2 separate regions of the Homo sapiens genome follow, and region 2 is linked to region 1. A link is a contact called in ENCODE Hi-C or POLR2A ChIA-PET data. All regions are on one chromosome and are shown on one strand. Each heading gives the region's core, a stretch centred on a gene start or an enhancer-like site at or near the end of the contact. The rest is flanking DNA. Distances are from core to core; before and after follow the strand shown. Region 1 has its middle 110 kb from the start of HDAC9. Region 2 has its middle 140 kb from the start of HDAC9.

What was found. Hi-C counts contacts between places; a loop is a spot of excess contacts on that map. ChIA-PET counts read pairs that join two places held with the same protein, here RNA polymerase II (POLR2A). Pooled maps may share reads with other maps.
Region 2: a map of endothelial cell of umbilical vein shows a loop between it and region 1 (2.3-fold over the local background). The contact joins two enhancer-like sites. A Hi-C loop is called at or near these places in 6 of 168 maps with a recorded cell type or tissue (B cell, PC-3, ascending aorta and 3 more), 3 of 37 single-sample maps with no recorded cell type and 10 of 50 pooled maps. POLR2A ChIA-PET finds 5 or more read pairs at or near these places in 2 of 52 experiments (BJ and activated CD4-positive, alpha-beta T cell).

What each region holds. Positions count from the first base shown.
Region 1 is chr7:18,385,483-18,392,341 of GRCh38, forward strand. It overlaps a transcript of HDAC9 not described here. Among named protein-coding and RNA genes, the nearest start is that of HDAC9, 110 kb to the right of the region's middle. Within about 2 kb of position 4,974, at least 2 of the 41 ENCODE cell types and tissues checked have a DNase peak (open chromatin) inside an H3K27ac peak, as active enhancers do.
Region 2 is chr7:18,353,645-18,360,544 of GRCh38, forward strand. It overlaps a transcript of HDAC9 not described here. Among named protein-coding and RNA genes, the nearest start is that of HDAC9, 140 kb to the right of the region's middle. RefSeq lists a silencer at 4,062-4,356. Within about 2 kb of position 2,612, at least 3 of the 41 ENCODE cell types and tissues checked have a DNase peak (open chromatin) inside an H3K27ac peak, as active enhancers do.

The DNA.
Region 1 (6,859 bases), core at 3,724-6,223:
CATCACTATATCACTATAGATACATTGTATTGTTTTCTGGTCTGTGGTAGGGTCTTTCCCTTCCTCTTCTGTTGACAGGAGAGTATTATTTGAGAACATCTAATCAGATATAACAATTTTCAAATTGACTAAAATAAGGGCCATAGTCATACTTACGATATTGTTCTTCTGGAACTATTCGCTAATAGCCATTTCTCATAAATTGGCTTTAGAATATACCTCTAAACAACATGATAGTGACCACTTTATTGCAAAACAAACCCAATGCACTGAATCTTTTTATTTTTAAATACATTTTATAATATTGAGGTCATTACAGGCATTCTCTAAGAGCTGGAAGAAAAAATTTCCTAGCATAGGACCTGCTCAGTATGTTATAGAGTGGACGATATTTAATTTCACTGAGCTCCTTTCCTTCTTCCCAGTTTGCTTGTCAAAAAAAAAACTCACATTCCATATACCCAAAACTACCTTTCAAGCTGCTTTTAATGTTTAACGCACTCTTTGTTTCTGCAAAGATTTAGCATTTAGTATTTAGATGATTATACTTATTCATTTTCTATTTCTTCTGATCATTGTGCTTTTGATTTCCTGATATATCTGTCTACCCCATTTCTCTCTGGTGAAAGCCATTCAGGCTCAGCTTAACTCATCAATGAAGCTCTCCCCGATCCCCAACTCTGAACTCCCATAGATTGCTTGTTTGCACCTCTGACACCATGTACCTTGTATAGATCTTTTCATAAGTTAACTTTCTGGCAGCCCCATAATGTGCACCCTGGGCACCTGCATCATATATGTGCAGTTTTCTCACTTCTTTATGGTTTTCATTTCCTTGAGTAATTCCTTACTCCTCACCTCACTTGGTTTGTATTTTCTATCAACTCCAGTTTTAGACCTTTAAATGAGGTCTTATTTTCATTGAACTTGCATAGAAAATCTTATTTTGTAATGTTATTTTGCAATGGCCTCTCTAAGACAAGCCTTGTGGCCCCCCTATGCATGTTACTTAATACCTTTTGAAGCCAAAACAACCTGAGGCCACACCCTAACTTGAAACCCAGGTCACGCTCGCCTTGAACCTTCCCACTTACCAGTGGAGGGGAATTAAACACTTACAAGAACATCGCATGTAACATTACACTCTATGAGGTGGTCCCCCAGTCCCTTTTGTGCAGCCTAGTTAGAGTAATCAAAGCAACTCATCACGATTAAACCATAGCTGGAAAAGAGACTGTTCTATTGCTATAGTTTCAAGCAATCTATTCCCACTCGTATTCAGTCCTCAGAGAAAAGAAGATTACACACTGCCTTCTTTTGTCATTTCAGCTCTTTTACTGAATTCCACTAATGGAATTTAGTCTGGTCTCTTGGGATACACCACATGGCCAAATTCATTCTCTGCTTTTGACAGAAATATCTACCATGGATTCTCTCCCTTCAGCTCTCTCTTACCATTTTCTTCACCTCCCGCAATGTGGCAGCTCATCAGTGTTTTTATGTCTTTGTAACCCTCTTGGGTCTGGCCTTTCATGAAGATTGCCAGTCTCAGATCTGCCTAGTTCTGCTGATAGATAAGGAATATGGAGCTTCCATTTCTGAGGATAAAAGAAGATTCGAAGAGGAAGAGTATCTCCTGCTCAAAGAGGGCTTGTCTCTCTTTGCTTTAAAAAGCTCCCATTTTTATAAGTTGAATCTTTTCTATGTTTCAGCATGGGCTGGATCAAGGGGGGAATCTACCCTGCCACAGCTTTCTGTCCATCACTATTCTTGTTCTATTTATGTGTAGATTTTCAGCCAATATAATATGTTGGTACCCAGTGAGGAGTTTTGCATATAAAAAGGGCTCAATTAAATGCTGGATTCATAATCCTGCCCATTTAAAAAAAGTCCCACATTTTATTCTCTTTTGCTATTATAGAATCTGAGTACAATTAAAGCTTTCTCCAAATTGCCTGTGTTGTATTTCTCAGTCAGAAGCTTGCAAAGAATATTTTAAACAGTTGTCGTGTGGGCTTTTCCCGAAATGCCATGTCACTCCAAAAGTGATACTCTGCTATTTTGACTACTCATAGAAAATGAGGAAGGAGGTAGGCTGAACAGAGAGAAATTCCAACTGAAGTAGTACTCCTAGCCAAGCCAGTGGTATAGCACCATTGCTCATCTTTAGAATTTTAGAAATAACTAAGGCAGTATGTACTTTTAAAAACCTTTTATTTCAGTGGCAAAATAAATGATTAAATAATAATATCAGTTGGTATAGGGATAAGCGAATAAAACATCTCATTTCTTGATATTTTTTATATGAATTCCAATAGTGTGATGTGGTTATAGTCTTTGTTGGGGACTGTGTTTGTGACAGTAAAGCAATAAATTTTATTATGTCATTATGTGAAAAACATCTTAACATTTTTTGTGTGTCTTAAAGTAGGTTACAGAGGACAAAATAATCTGTGGAGAGAAAAAAAAAAGAAAAAAGCTTTCCATTCACGTTAGATTGCAGTAACCCAGTGATTTCTTGTACTTTAAATAATTTCTGAAATTTTAGTTTTAAATTCTAGTAAGAATATTTTTAAATTATACATAGGATCTATGTGGGCCCATCTTATCCAGGAGAGAGTTTATTTCACATATTCATGTAGGCTTGTTTTACAAAAACGACGTAAATGTTATGACTAAAAAACACCCTGCTATATTTGTACGTGTGGCTAAGATAATCAAATAAGACCATTCCCAAGTTGTCCCTAGAGTATTTTATTTATGTTCCCAGTACCCCTGCCATGACTCCCTGAGAGGTTCTCCCTTGACACTGATCCTCCTTGAGCACATCTGAAGTAGCTGGTAGGGAAGGTGTCCACAGTGAGGGCTGTGTAGCTTTCAGAGCCCCCATCCCTTCCATGTAAGTCTGAAGCCCCAATATTGTTTTGTGCAGCCTGTGAGGATAGAGGAGAAGGGAAGGAGGAAGTATTTTTGAGAACTAGTTTCACAGTGCTTTTTTGAAATTTTAATCAGAGAGTTTGCTTTTTTAAACCATAGACTTGTAGTTTCTTAGTACTTTAGTTCCCTCAGAAATTTAACAGGTTCTGATATATTGCTTCTAGTCAGTTCCGTGACCAGGAAACACATGAAAAGTTGTTCTAAATGTAGTTCCTAACTCTGCTCTTTTTCTTTCTTTCCATGCCCCGTGCTTCTTTCTCTACTCAGTGGTGGCCACCTTGAGTCCATCTGAAACAACAGACTGGGGGAATTGGTGGGGTGGCTTTATTCTTAGCTACAATACTATTTTTGTTACAGAACTAAGTCTTTTGTGAATTGGGAATTTTAATGGAATTTTGTTTTTCAAAGCTTTTATATTTATTTTTGCTCTTTGGGAATCAGATGCAGTGTAATTTTTCAGCTCTTCAAAGTATCAAATTTCTTGACACTCTCATTCCTTTTCATTTCTAGTTAATTTTTGTCTGAACTAACCTTTTTCTTGTCGTACCTTGCAGTCAGTGGCAAAAATCAACAATATATAAGAACATCATGGCCTCTTGAACCCTCTTGTTCGCTGAAGCTGCAGTTTCACTAGGCAATTGGATTGCCTTTCGAATAGCTGTAGGCTTTAGTTTTACTGAATGTTTTTTCATTGGTATGAGTTGCCAGTATTCCAGCTTGTTTTGTCTGTTTTTTTGCTACCTGATTTTGGCCACTAAGCTAATACTTAAGTGTTGAGCCTTTGTTACAGTCCCAATTCATTTCAAGTTGTCAATTCACTTTCTCTGTTAAGCTAGGCTAGGAGTAGTAGCACAGAGACCACAAAATAATCAGTGGATAATCACAATAATATTTTATTTCTCATTCACGTAAGAGTCCTGGAGTTATAGGCATTTAGGACAGCACAGCAGCTCTCCTGTATTCTTCAGGGCCCTGTAGTGATGGTAGCTTCGAAATCAGCACATGGCTTCCAGTGTTGCTCAGGATGTCTGCATCCCAGGCACTAGAAGGGAAACAGCATCTGGACGAGTGCTCATGGTCATTCTGTAAAGGCTAGATCTGAAATGGCACTTGTTACTTCTACTCACATTCTGTTGGAGACAAGGTTGTCACTTTACCTAACTGCAAGGGAGGCTGGGTTGTATATGGTAGGAGGAGAGAAACATTAGTGGCTGGCTTGTGGTCTCTGCCACAAGATGATGGGAAGGAATTTATGTATGTCAAGTATATGCATAAGCAAAAAGAAAATGTTTACCTTAAAGACAGTTGGACTTAATGATTAGATGATAAGGGACCAAAATATGGAAAAGGAACTGTGAACTAATCATTAATATCATGTGATACTCTGAAAGAGATAACTATTTTGATTTTCTAAAAATGCAGCAAAGGCAAAGAGGGGTTAATAAAAGTTGGCTTCTGGGATTGTATACTTTAGAGAGTGTGTGACTTCCTGAGGATACAGTTTTATATTTATTTTGGCATTTTGTGAACATGACTAACATGTTCTCCATACGCATCAATTAGTGTAGTTGTTCTGAAAAAATAAGATATTTTTAGATCTCAGTTGTGTTTGACCCTAGAGAAAGACAACACACACACACACACACACACACACACACACACACACACACACACACGTCGTAGAGAAGGGAAGTAATGGGGGATGAGGCAAGGGGTGAGAACTGAACATTTATTTGTTCAAAGGTTTGACCGTGATTTTCTTGGCTTTTGTTAGGAAGAATATAGCTAGATTTAAAAGTAATTCTCGGATAATGACTAGACACAATTCAGTAGTGTTTGCATGGCTCTTGGCAACTGATCACTCCCTGGAATACACTGAGAGAGCTGGAGAGGGGGTTTCAGTGCCTGCTCTTAGGTTTTTCAGAATTATGGCTGAGATCCCAGTAGGTCAGCAAGGTCTGTCTCTCACAGCAACCATTGGTTCCTAGAAACCCTTAGGGTTTACTTATGTTCTTGAATGTTTGGTTTTATTCTTAGTTCCTGTTTTTCCTTCCTGTCACATCCTAGACCAGGCCACTTTGCATGTCATTCTTGAGTTCTGTAGTAGTTTGGTACAGGCTACTCCTCTCTTTCCACTTCAGTATATTCTGTGTCCGGCTTTTTCCTGCTCATAAAACCTTAAATTACTGTACGTTGTTCAAAGGATATATTTCAGTCTGTGCCTAGACAAAGCCTAGTCCAGCAGCCAGAAGTCTTCAGTTCTGGCCCCAGTTTTGCCACTAACTAGCTGCATGGCCAAGGAGAAGTGACTTATGAGAATATATCTGTCCCCAGCTTCTCTGTGAAACAATAAGCATTCTAAGGAAGATTAGAAAACATTGTGTTTGGGCTGGGCATGGTGGCTCACGCCTGTAATCCCAACAGTTTGGGAGGCCAAGGCAGGCAGATCACTTGAGGTGAGTAGTTCAAGACCATCCTGGCTAACATGATGAGATCCTGTCTCTACTAAAAATACAAAAATTAGCCAGGCATGGTGGCACACACCTGTAGTCCCAGCTACTAGGGAGACTGAGGTGGGAGAGTTGCTTGAACCCGGGAAGTGGAAGTTGCAATGAGCCAAGATTGTGCCATTGCACTCCAGCCTGGGCAATAGAGTGAGACTCCATCTCAAAGAACAAAGTTCAGCCAGGCGCGGTGGCTCATGCCTGTAATCCTAGCACTTTGGGAGGCTGAGGTGAGCAGATCACCTGAGGTCAGGAGTTCGGGACCAGCCTGGCCAACATGGTGAAACCCCGTCTCTACTAAAAATACAAAAATTATCCGGGCATGGTGGCACGTGCCTGTAATTCCAGCTATGTGGGAGGCTGAGGCAGGAGAATCACTGGAACCCGGAAGGCAGAGGCTGCAGTGAGCCGCTATCGTGCCACTGCATTCCAGCCTGAGCGATGGAGCGAGACGCCATCCCCCCCCCAAAAAAAAAAGAAAGTAAAAAAGAAGAGAGAACATTGTGTCCTACATCCTTTTCTTGGCCATCTGAAGTTGTATAGTGATATATTTTAGATGTTTCGGGAAATCCTGTCACAAAGTGACCTGTTTACCTGCATTAAACCTTGCATAGCCTTCACCAATTGGCCAGCAAAACCTTTTGTTCACATAACATATTAACATTCCACCTCCACACAAATAGTGTTACCCAGAAGACACACTTAGAAATAATGAACTATGTTGAGGATACTAGAGAGCTTCTGAAAATGTCTCCACTTTTTCATCTTTATCACCTATTAAGAATGGCAGCTTTGAAGTAAGATGCCTGGATATAAACCCCTCACTTAGTACACAGACAATTTTGGGCAAGTTACTTAATCTTTTTGCTCTCTGGTTTCTTCTTCTGTCAAATGAGGGCAATAGAAGTTTTTACCATGGGGTTATTTACAGGATTCCATGAGTTCACACAGGCCTAGTGCTCACAGCAGAGCCTGGTATGTAGTAAGCATTGCCCATTATCAATAGGCACTTTGCCTATCTCCTCCATGGTGCCTTTCACTTTCCCACACTTTACTTTTACTTGTATCTTTCCCTTATGTAAAATGACCTCCTCATCCTCATAATTTAACTAGCAATTTCTTTAATGAGGTGAGCAAGACACAGTGAAAAGAGAGAAGTTTTGAGTCACACAGATTTGTATTCTCATTCTAGAATGACCATTTACAAGTTGTATTACCTGAGTGAGTTACTCAGCCTATCTTGACCTTAGATTCCCTGGCAATCTGGGATTATTATAATATGATCCACAAGTGTGCTGTGAACCTTCAGGTACATGATTATACATTCTCTTTCTATCTCTGTCTCTGTCACTCTCTCTCTCTCTCTGTCTCTCTCTCTCTCTCTCTCTCTCTCACACACACACACACACACACACACA
Region 2 (6,900 bases), core at 1,362-3,861, 34 kb before region 1:
TCAACAGCATATAAATGAAAAACACAGCAGAATGCCTGGCCTGTGTTACCACATTGACCTACACATTTGGATCTGAAAGATCTCGAGCTATTTTCTGCCTAAGCAGACTTTGCACCTTTGTGTTTTATAGTGAAGTAGCAGGTACACAACTTTTTAAAATCATGAACTCCTAGCATTGGATTACCACCACCTGGTGTAAGGGATAGGTTTTATAGAAACACAAAGAGCATGGACTTATTCTTTTCATTTTTGTTCTTCTTTGCCAATTTTAATGTTATCTTCACAATCTGAACAGTGTGACCTGTTTCACCTTCTTTTATTTTGAATGTTAGTGTATGCACATTCTAAGCCAAGGGTGGCTTTACCCTTTAAGTTAAATTAAACCATTTGGGACTTAGCAAATTCTGGGTTGTATGTTTTAAGGTGAAAAAAAAGCACTAAAAAGAAAATTTAAAAGAAATTTTATCATCATATAGGGTGTGGATGAATGATTCAAATAGAAAACCTATTTTAAATCAGCCCTACTGAATGAACTATACTAAAAGGACATTTATTTACCTAGTTAGGGAAAAAAGTCACTTTAAATATGGTCTCTAGTTACTTTTCTTCCCATTTATTACATTTGCCACTTCATTGTGACCTTACTATGACCTTGTAGTTTATGGGCTAAAGGTAACCATTATGCAATAATGAAAATATGCAGGCCAGTCTTTACCACCTTGAAAAAATTGGTTTCTTATATTTTGTTTAAATTAACACACTTTGCTATTTATAAAGCTCTGCTCTACGGTGCTTGAAAGAGGAGAGAAGAATTAATCGCAACTAATGTGCAGATTTAGGCTTTTAGAGACTGTGTTTAGTGGAGGTGAGTCAGCAGGCCTTGTTATATTAATTATAGTGGTTTGATTCTCTACTGGTTTTGATTCACAGAGATATGCGCTGTACGTAAGAATTAAAGCATCAATTGCTTAGGAGAAAAAGGAACTTAAAAATCAAACCATTAATACCTATCTTTGCTTTCTTCTTTTGTCTAATTTGTTTTATTTTAGTTATCCAGGCCCAGATTTCCTCCACTTTCCCTTTGCCTTGATCCCAAAACCTGACCTCTGTGAAAAAGGCAATTCATCAATTGGATGTGGTGAGGGAAATGCCCTTCAGAAGGATCTAAAACAGGCAATACAAAAAGCTTTAGACAGTCAACACATCGGGGCACGTAAGCTCTGATGTGACTTGTTATCTCTGAGACCAGTGTTTGCATTCTTCCTGGTTTGTTCCTTAGGCTTGGAAATGCACTGAAACCACAGCTGGTCTTGAAGAGCCATAGAGGATGTGATACAAGGAATGATAAATTAATAATTACAGATCCTCAATCTGCTTATTGTCAGTCATTTTTTCTACCACCAGTTACAAATCCAGTCTTTATTCTCAAACAGAAGTGATGATAATTATCCTTGGTAAAATAACTTTCACATAATGTTGATTGCAGACAGTCACCAAGGGCTATGCTCCAAGTACACTTCTCACCATTTTTATACATGAAATAAAAACTCTTATTATCTCCACTTGTCCATGAGGAAACCAATGTACAGAGAAATTAAGTACCCTTCTCAGGGTTACACAGAAATTCAAGAGCTGGATTTTTACCACAAAGGATGGTTTAGAGCCTCTGGTCTTAACCTTCCAAGAGTCTGGGTTCTTGGGAATCTTCATTTTCAACATAGGCTCTTTATACTACCAGAACTAGCATGTTCTTCAGATATTCAAAACGGAGACTTTTAATAAGTTCATTATTAAAGAAGTGAATAATTTAGGATTAAAAAAATTCTGTTAAAAATGGGTTGCTCATAATTAATGAAGGCAGATATTTAAACCATGAATCCTTTATAAAACCTTGGGATGTGAAAGCTTATTTTGAAATGGACTGTTGGACTGCATGCTAAAAGTATACCCAGAGTGAATTTTCAGAGACATTAGAGACAAATTTAACATCACCCTCAAATCTGTGGAAGGTTAAATATACAGAGTGTGAGACATTGAGAATTAGGCATTTACAGGTACTTTTCCCCAGAGTTTGGTTTGGTGAGGGATTTAACCCCCATTTCGTGACACTGATCAAGGCAGGACATTTTGAAGGAAAAGCACTACAAAAAGGAGGAATTGCCTTGTCATGTTATGAAGCATTTAATTCTAAACTTCTCTGTTTTAAAAACAAAAGAGGCCTATCTATAGATAAACAAAGTAGACTCGTGATTTCCAAGGGCTGGGGCAGGAATGGGTGGGTATTAGCCATAAACTGGCTAGAGGGATCTTACTGCAAGCGATTGAAATGTTCCAAAATTGGATTATAGTGATCATTGTACAATCTGGTTTAAATGAACTTTGAAATCATTGAATTGTACCCTTTAAATGACCAAATTTATGGTATCTAAATATACCTTAGTAAAGTCATTTTTAAAAATGCATGTAAAAAAACTAAAAAAGAAAAAAAGGAAGATCCAGAATTGGGTCTTCAGACAGAATCATTATTTGCATCAAATTCAGAATTTCCCGTACATGATATTAATTTACTTCTCTAATTTGAAGTATGACACTAAATGTAACACGTTAGGTCATACATTTGGCAAAGACAAATTCTTCCTGCCTGTACTTTTTCCTTTCAGTTTTTAATAGGTGGCGCCATTATTCTTTGTAGCCTCTAGAGGGCAGCACATAGGTTTTTTTTTTTTTTTTTTTTTTTTTTTAAAGACAACAAACTTGTAACTCCCAAGCATCAAGAATGCCCAGTTGTTTCAGATGAACTCTCCAATTTTAGTTCATCCTGACGACCTCACAGTGGAGGACCTTCCTATAGTGACTCCTGCGAATGAATCCTCCCTTCCTTCCTGTTAGTTGCTCCCTTTCACCTCTGGCTATTTAATGTCCTTGAAAGATCTTTCAGCTCTCTCTACAGGGGAACATAGGAGTAATTTCAGTTGAAACTTTCACAACCTTTTTCCTTTAGAGAGCTTGATTTTTAGGTAAAGACAATAGTCAGTTAATGAATAAAACCGGTATTTGCACATGGGGGAGGGTTGATGCCCAGGAGATTGTCATAAGAATTCCTGACACAAGTTCTTCAGATCGCATCGGAAGAATCCGGCTATGCCAAAAGATAAATGTAGAGTTCTCCTCAATGTATGAATAACTAGGGATGCAGGATTTAAAATCTATAAGAATTTTTAAAGTTGTAAGACATAAGCATCCTGGTGTGTTTTTTGATTGTTGTTCTTTTCATTTAATTATTTATTATTAGTTTATGTACAGTAGAAGCCAACAAATAAGGGTTGGAAAGGTAAATTAACTAGCATTAAGGTATATACTGAAAGTCATTTTAAGAAATGCCTTACCTCTTCTCATCCCCACGATTAATGGCATTTTCCCTATGATCATTGAATTTTAAAAATACCTGGAAATTTATACCATTCTAGGATCTTATAGAATCTTATAGGATTTATTGGAGTTGATTTTAGTGTAGGAGCCTGAAACAGTTTTAGGTCCCCCTCACTATGTCTTATTGTTACTTCGTTTCTGACATTCTTCCTATATATCCAATCTAATATATATGTGAAAAAGGGTAGACATCAATCAGTATTAAGAAACAATGAGAAATGCCTGAACAGACCTTTAAGCTGTGATTTAAAAAAATCGTATTTGGGTGATCCTAGCAGTTAAATTGACTTTTTCTTTCCTTCTGTCGTCTCTGTTCTCCTTTTTTTTCCTCAGTAAACTTTGATTGCTTGCTAATTGTGTGCTAGGCCTTGTTTGGTTGTTTATTGAGAGAAAGAAATAAAGGAGAAGGGAGAGAACACAAACACAATTTCTGCCCTTGTGGAATTATAGCCAGTATAGGAGACAGACAAAACAGTATATAAACAAAAAATAACAATACATAATTACAGATTGAAATCAATTCTAAGAAAAAAAAGGTCAGTAAGTATATATAACCTTTGGGGCCAACTTTAGGCTAGAGAGTTAGGAAAGAATTTCTGAGGAGGTGAACTTAGGTGGCCCTACCACATAAAGGATTGGGCAAAGGGTTATCCAGGCAGAGGAACAGAGTATGAGAAGGCCCTGAGTCAGGAAGGAGCATGGCTTGTTGCAGAAACTGAACTAGTGTCTCAGTGTTTCACTGTGAATCAAGAAGTAAGCTAGGATGTGGCTTGGGGAGGTAACTGGCCAGGACTGAAAGATCTTTGTGAGGAGCTTGGATTTGTTTCTAGGTTGAGTGATGCCTCCAGAGGGCAAAAGAAAAACAGCAACATTATCTGATTTTGCTTTTGATAGGATTATTCTGGTTTCTCTATGGAGATTGGATTGGAGAGGGGCTCATATGAATGTGGCAGAAGTTTAGAAGGTGTAGCTGGGTGTGGTGGTGGGCACCTGTAATCCCAGCTACTCGGGAGGCTGACGCAGGAGCATCACTTGAACCCCGGAGGCAGAGGTTGCAGTGAGCTGAGATGGTGCCATGCATTCCAGCCTGGGCAACAGAGAGATACTCCATCTCAAAAACAAAGCAAAACAAAACAACAACAAAGAAGTTTAGAAGGTGGTTGTGATCTAGACAAAAATGCTCTTGCAACTGAGTTTCACCTGCAATTTAGGAATGGGAAGTAATGTGTTGAGTCCACTGATGTTGGGAGCACAAACACTTATGTAGGAGGTAGAAGAAACAGTTTTTTTTCCTATAAAGTTATAAATAGCTTTTAGCTTATTAGGTGTGGCTATGTTGAGACAGTAGTTAATGATTAGTGGGATATTTAAAAGTGATTTTGGAAACATGAATATCTTGTGATTTTTATTTTATGCAAACTGGCATTGATTTTAAAAGCTGAGGCAATTTAAGCAACTTCGAATGAGTGTTTTCTCTCTGAGGGTTGGAATTTGGAAAAAATTGAAATATGGGAGCAGATGAGAACATGAAGAACTTGATAAGTATACCTACATATCCTTTGATATCATTGTTAGGAACTTATCTTTTAATCGAATGCATGGTGCCATAGGTTATTCCTTCTCTATATCACTTAGTACTTAAGAACACAAAACTAGACATTAGTAGAATTTACAGATACACATTTGATTCCTGGCTTTACCACTTACTCTAGCTATAACTTTAGACACCTGTCCCCTCACTGATATTTCTGAACTGGAAAATTGAGGTATAATAACCACGTTAGAAGAATGTGGTGAGGATTATGTGAAAAAATTTATGCAAAGTACCTGTCACATAGTCAGTAGTATTCAATTAATACCAGATTAGGTGATTTGCCATGATTTGCCCAAGGACAACAGCTAATAAATCGTAGGACTAATATTTCAACCCAGAAGGCCTTATGCTAAAACCTGCACTGTTCATCACTGCCCAGTACTTCTTTCTTAAATTGGGGCAGTGAGGCCGGGCACAGTGGCTCACGCCTGTAATCCCAGCACTTTGGGAGGCTGAGACAGGCAGATTACATGATGTCAGGAGTTCAATATCGGCCCAGACAACATGGCAAAACCCCATCTCTACTAGAAATACAAAAGGTAGCCGGGCGTGGTGGTGCACACCCAGCAACTTGGGAGGCTGAGGCAGGAGAATCACTTGAACCTGGGAGGCAGAGGTTGCAGTGAGCCAATATCGCACCATTGCACTCCAGCCCGGGCAACGGAGTGAGACTCTGTCTAAAATAAAATAAAATAAATTAAATAGTAAATTGTGGCAGTGAAGGGACAAGGAGGGAAGGATATTTGCTGTTGTCCCAAACTATCTTCTTACTTCTTTTCTTCCACTAACCTGCTTTTCCTCAACTCTCATTCACATTTTCTAAAACTTGAGAATGAAAAATTCAAAATTGCATAAAAGTAGAGCAAATAGTACAATGAACTTGCATGTAACTGTAGTCCCCAGCACCTGCTTTGTGTCTCCAGGGACCCAGCAAGGTTGCTTTGGTGATTTTTTTTGTTGAGATGGAATCTCATTCTGTCACCCAGGCTGGAGTGCAGTGGCACACTCTCAGCTCACTGTAACCTCTGCCTCATGAGTTCAAGCAATTCTCCTGCCTCAGCCTCCCGAGTAGCTGGGACCACAGGCACGCACCACCGTGCCCAGCTAACTTTTGTATTTTTAGTAGAGACAGGGTTTCACCATGTTGGGCAGGGTAGTCTTGAACTCCTGACCTCAGGTGATCCGCCCACCTCGGCCTCCCAAAGTGCTGAGAATACAGGTGTGAGCCACCGTGCCTGGCCACTTCGGTGATTTTCTAACCACACTGAAGGGCATTTTCTTAACCCTCATTTTCCTCTGCAGTTAGGGCTCCTGCTGACACCACCTTCTGCTCTGCCTTAGCATTGCCACAGGACACGGTTACCTCACCTTCCACCCTCCGATTCTCCTCTCTAAACCCCTCACTTCTTGCTCTTCTGCTCTTCTTGTTCTAGATTGTTTTCAGAAAGTTTTTATGGTTTCTTGGACTCAACTATAATTGTAATTAAGAGATTAATCTCCAGTCCTAACCTCTTATCCTATGTATATTCCTACATTTTCAATTACTTTTAAACATTTATGGCAAAACTCATATCTGCCACCAAGTGGATGGACTTCCTTTGTGCCATCATTTTTCTAGTTTACATAAGTGAAATGTTCAAGTTTTTCCTCTGTACTGTCGTACTCCTTCAGTCATTTAGACCCAATGTCCTTTGGTAATATTTTTCAGTATCTTCTCCTTATTTTATTTTCCTTTTTCTAGAAACATGCATCAACCTTATGACTTGTTATCCTCATTTTAATCTTTTCCCCTACACTTTCTGAACATCTCTTTAGCCATAAATTTCCAGAGGCCTCTCCATTTGCTGTGGAAAAAAAGGAGAATTTAAGAATTACCG